2 separate regions of the Mus musculus genome follow, and region 1 is linked to region 2. Evidence: chromatin contacts called from ENCODE Hi-C or POLR2A ChIA-PET data. All regions are on one chromosome and are shown on one strand. The core of a region is the stretch at or near the end of the contact, and the rest is flanking DNA. Distances in the headings are between cores, read along the strand shown.

Region 1 (2,700 bases), core at 112-2,611, 46 kb before region 2:
TTATTATAATGTGTGAGTCAACGCTCCTTCATAGCTTTGGACTAAAGTTAGTCCTGATGTGGAGAAACTAAGTGACAACCAAAACAACCAGAAGACTGTGGCATTAGCATGACCACAACAGACAAGAATTTGGGTTACTTGGTGCAAGACATCTTGAGGAAGGGATTAGCAAATCATAAGCATGTAATTATACCAGGGTAGGGAAGCAGCTGCTGTTCATTTGTTTTTACTAAAAACCAGGAAGTTAATTACACATAGGTGGATCTCAGGCAAGGTTTACTACATAAAAATTGCATGACACTGGACTTGATGCCTGAGTCTGTGAGCCCTATTATTATAATAATCACTTCATAGAGCTGCGTTGAGAATTATATATAAAAAAAAGTCAGATTAAAAGATCTCATCTATGCCTGGCTCACACTGTAGTTCTTTTACTTTATTTTATGTGTATAGCATGTATGTGTGTACAGCTCAGTCATTCCCGAAGCCAGAAGAGGGTTTGGCTCCCCTTGAACTTAAGCTACAACTCAGGTTAAGCCTTGAGCACCCATATGGGTGCTAGGAACGAACCTAGGTCCTCTACAAGAGCAGAAAGTGCTCTTAACTGCTCAGCCATCACTCCAGTCTCTATTATTCTTTTTCTAAATGCTCTTTAAAATAGCATAACTAAATAATGCTAGGTTCTTTTCCTCCCAGGAAATCATCTTTATGTTTCCACCTTACCTCATTCTAGGGATTAACAAATTACCAAACAAAACAAAACAAAAAAACCCAACAACAACACGTTTTTCTTAATCTTTTTACTACTACTTTTTACTGAACACACTATATTTTGTCCAAAAAGATTGTGACACTTAGTATTCAAATGACACTTTGAGATTACCTACACTTGTTTATTTAATCTCAAATATAATAAAACCTGCGTATTTACGAGGGTTGCTCAGGTTTAGCCACCTTACTTTGAGAATGGGTTCTGGTGAGTCCCCTACGGCGCTAGCCAGGAAAAGAAGATGTCAATTTCTCAAGGTAAAAAAAAATAAAATATAATAAAATGGATCTAACCTGACCACGACAAGAGGTCCTCAACTGCGCAAAGGGAAAGGAAATTGATCCAAGCGACCTGAAGGTGAAGGATCTAAGAATTGGCTAGCAAAAAAGGGAAGTGTCGTGAACAAAGTTAGAGAGGGAGCAGAAACCAAGTGAGACGGGAAACTCCGTAGGAAGAGAGGCCAAGGAGAGCCGAGTCAAGGCCATTAGAGGAAAAACAGAAAAAAAGCACTTGCGAACAGATCCGAACCCCGCTGGCCAACAGCCTCATACCTGGGCTTCCCGTTCCCGGTGGCGCCGAGCGATGACCTCACACGCAGCATCCAATCCCATCAAGCTTTAGGGAGCGAGGCGCCTCTGCCGAACAGTCACTTCCGGGCAGAGAGGCGCGGCGGGCGAGCTGGGCGTGCGCCCTTGCTTCTTGCCCTCAACTCGCATGGCGGATCCCGGGGCGCGTCGCGGGCAGGCCGGGCGAGGCGGGCGGTTCCGGCGCCCGCGCTGAGCGGCTCCGAGGGGCGGGAACCCGAGCGGCTCGCGCCATCTGCCCTCAGTGAGGCGGGGCGCGCAGCGGACGCCCCGGGGCAGGGGCGGGAGCGGTGGAGGCGCGAGCGGCTGGCGCTGAAAGGGGCGGTGAGCGAGCCGCTCGCGGCTGTAGGCGAGGCTTGGCCTCCCGCGCCGAGACGGGGCGAAGCGGCGGCGGCGGCGGCCCTCGGGCCGGCTGGTGAGGCGATGGCGGCGCCGGGCCCGGGGGCTGGGGCAGCCTCGGGCGGCGCTAGTGGTGGCGGCGCCGGTGCCGGCGGCGGCGCCAGCGCGGGCTCGGGGTCCTCCGGGGTCGGCGGCCGGTTGCCCAGCCGGGTGCTGGAGTTGGTGTTCTCCTACCTGGAGCTGTCCGAGCTGCGGAGCTGCGCCCTGGTTTGCAAGCACTGGTACCGCTGCCTCCACGGCGACGAGAACAGCGAGGTGTGGCGGAGCCTGTGCGCCCGCAGCCTAGCAGAAGAGGCTCTGCGCACGGACATCCTCTGCAACCTGCCCAGCTACAAGGCCAAGGTGAGGGAATCCCGGGGCCACGTCGAAGCTCGGCTCCTCTCCCGCCCGCCGCTCTCGGGGTTTATCTTCAAAGCTTGAGTCAGAGGTTTCACCTCAGCATCCCGCCTTCCCACGGCTTCAGCCAGTCAGGACCACTCTCACCCCTCCTCTCCATAACGATCTTTTCTTTGGATTGAAGTTCTGCTTCGTAATCCACCTCACTTTTTAAAATACTAGGTGGTTTCCCATCATTCATTTTCAGCAGTCTTTCTACTTTCGACAGTCTTTGCTCTTAAAGACAGATCACCAGCCGATACTCATGAGCATGTATTTTTTCTGGCCTCCAAGTAGACTTAAGGCATTAGTTCGTCGATGTCGCTTTAAAATAGGTCTAGTTGCTGGGATCTTTTGCGTTCACTACCCCTTTTCCTAGCTCTGATTAACAAGAACATTATTTTCACCCACGTTCTCTTAGGGCCACAATATTTCACGATTCCAAGTGATGATAAGACTAGGCATCCTGCTAATTAACTTGTAAGAAAGAGACTTTACTATTACTTCCTCTCATTGGCACCATATAACTCATCACACTGCCTTGTCCTGCTGTGATTGATAACTTTTTCATAG
Region 2 (2,700 bases), core at 192-2,691:
GTCAGGGTTATGGATCAATCCATCCATATAATTACCATCCAGTCTCCATGGAACTTAGAGACACAGCATGAACGAGCACGTTTCACCTAGATCCATCATATTTACCTCCAACCACCTGGAAGGCAAGGGCTTCTGTTTCTCATGTCTCCATGCTTCTCATTCACTTGCTGGATCTTTGGTTGACAGGGTAGGAGGGCAAGGACTCTACCTGCAGTCAGGCATGTAGCATTGTACACACATGGATGCCACAGGGAAGTTGCCTGGGAACAGGACATGCGTAGTTGGGTATCAAAACAGAGGTAATGAAGAATTCTGCAAAGATCCCCGGAAAATGTGATTCTAGGACCTTCTGGTTTTTTTCACCAAAACCTACAGGCACAGCACCCTAAATAACCTTTCCACACCAATGTCACAGCAGAGGCTTTGTGGAGAATACGATCTCTCAAGAGAGTGCCTAAGTCACCAGTCTCTTGCATGATTTTACCTGCTGGATTTCAGGGAAGTCACTGGCCCTTTCTGAACCTCAGCCTCTGGTCTGTGAATGAATTGTAACAACACAGTCCCAACCCCTCACATGACTGAGGTACTAGACTAAGGCGCTAATGGAAGATGGTTTCATGTGTAACCATTTCTAGCTAGGCTGTTGTGGTACACGTCCCTATTTCCAGCACACTGGAGGTAGAGGCAGGCAGATTTCTGAGTTCTAGGCCAGCCTGGTCTACAGAATGAATTCCAGGACAGCCAGGGCTACACAGAGAGAATACGCCTCAGGGAGGAGAGAGGGAGGGAGACCTACTTTTAAAACTGGCTCTAGACTGAACCAAAGAGGGACGAGGGACACAGGTTTTAGACCGTTTCTGTAGGGCTCTGTAAAGCTGCCTCTGAACCACCCTGGGAGAATGCGACGGATCTGGGATATAGTCTGTTTACTTGCAATTTCCAGGGAGATTCCATATCGTCTTCTGGTAACGCAGATCGAAGCATGTTTTATAGTGCACATTTCCTTATCATTTGTTGTTTAGCTTTCTGGTGCAGTTGGAGCCTGGGAGTATTTTGAGGGTAAGAAAAGAAGCTATTCATCTTTATATCCTGTCCAGGACAACGGGGCCCTAGGGCCCCCGGCTTGTTGACCTGACTGTATTGTTCTTTCTTCTCTGGAACTCGGAAATAGGCTGGCCGGGGTTCTTTGTCCGCTTTACACGGTATATTTGCAGAGTTCAAAACAACCCTTGCTTTAATTAGGCTTGTGTTTTCTCTCCTGTTAAATTTAATTTCCCCGCTGTTATTGTATGGCCCGGGATGGGGCCGGAAGCGTTGACATCGAGGAAGGGAGCACCTGTTTCTGCTTCAGGGCCATTACTGTTCCCTGCAGAGCCTGGTGAGGCCCCCTCCCCCTCCCTCTGCTTCCTTATCAAGTGAAATCGGACACTGATGGAAATTGACAGAGGCAGGCAGAGAAGCTAGAGCCAGCCCTCCAGGGAAACCGGAAAGCAGAAGAGAACTCTGCGGGGACCCCCCTCCCCATCTGCCTCTCTTTTGGCATCTCCATTTCCTCACCACCTCTGGCTTCACTGTTTTCATCTGGGGGATGGCATCTGGGGTTACAAAGGGCTTTAGGGGTCGTGAAACCCTCCTCCTTGCTCCAGTGCACTCCGGACGATCCTTCTCCTCGGTGCAGTTGACATTTCCAGAGATGGGATTTTGCCGCTCCCCCTGAAGATCATTTGGCCTTGTGTTACCCTGTAGTCTGCCTGCAGTGGTCCCGTGGGACAGCTCTGGAGTCTCCTGTTTCTAGTTCACCCCCTGAGGAAGCCCCTTGAAAGCAAGAGTTTCTCCGAAACTTACAAACCGGAAGGGGAGTCAGGAAGGGGGGCTGTGCAGGAAGGAAATGAGAACAAAGATCTGAGGGCCCTTGTTATTAGACGCGTTCTCACGACCGGCCAGGAAGAACACCACAGACCAGAATCTTCTGCGGCAAAGCTTTATTCTTACATCTTCAGGAGCCAGGGTGCAGGAAGCAAGAGAGCAAGAAGCAAGAGAGAGAGAAAACGAAACCCCGTCCCTCTTAAGGAGCATTCTCCTTCGCCTCGGACGTGTCACTCCCTGATTGGCTGCAGCCCATCGGCCGAGTTGACGTCACGGGGAAGGCAGAGCACAAGTAGTCATAAGATACCCTTGGCACATGCGCAGATTATTTGTTTACCACTTAGAACACAGCTGTCAGCGCCATCTTGTAACGGCGAATGTGGGCGCGGCTCCCAACATCTCCCCCTATCCTTTTAATAAGAGCAAATAGGCCACCCATATTAATGAGAGTGGAGATAGAGGTCAAATCCCCAGTGTGTAGGTAAAGGAGCCATGTACAGGATTAGCTCTTAGGCTTACAGGCTTTTACCCAGAGCAACCCTGACCTGTTCCCGTGTCGTTTTGCCTGGGGGAAGGGAACTAGGACACTGAACCTTCATGAAAGATGACATGTCTCCCTAGAATAGGCTCATATATGCCGCAGAGCCTTTCCATTGCAGTGCTTAGCCTTGCAACTCTCTCGGGCTGCTGAAGCACACTCACTCTATCCCGTGCAATGAGACTAGCCTCGTGGGATATAAGAGCTGAGTGGCCAGCGACCTATTGCCTAAGCATAGATATATCAGGGGAAGCTCCATGTTCTAGTCCTGCAAGCGCCTGGGCAATAACCACCTT

What was found. Hi-C counts contacts between places; a loop is a spot of excess contacts on that map. ChIA-PET counts read pairs that join two places held with the same protein, here RNA polymerase II (POLR2A).
Region 1: a map of heart shows a loop between it and region 2 (2.1-fold over the local background). The contact joins the promoter of Wdr53 here to the enhancer-like site in region 2. A Hi-C loop is called at or near these places in 2 of 37 maps with a recorded cell type or tissue (both heart). POLR2A ChIA-PET finds 5 or more read pairs at or near these places in 2 of 5 experiments (both embryonic stem cell).

What each region holds. Positions count from the first base shown.
Region 1 is chr16:32,245,888-32,248,587 of GRCm38, reverse strand. It overlaps Wdr53 (WD repeat domain 53), which reads right to left and starts at 1,361. Exons shown (of 3, transcript NM_001185162.1): 1 at 1,321-1,361. It overlaps Fbxo45 (F-box protein 45), which reads left to right and starts at 1,563. Exons shown (of 3, transcript NM_173439.2): 1 at 1,563-2,094. The coding sequence starts at 1,777.
Region 2 is chr16:32,199,554-32,202,253 of GRCm38, reverse strand. No RefSeq gene overlaps it. Among named protein-coding and RNA genes, the nearest start is that of Bex6, 21 kb to the right of the region's middle. Within about 2 kb of position 1,441, at least 2 of the 3 ENCODE cell types and tissues checked have a DNase peak (open chromatin) inside an H3K27ac peak, as active enhancers do; they include heart, where a contact is called at or near this core.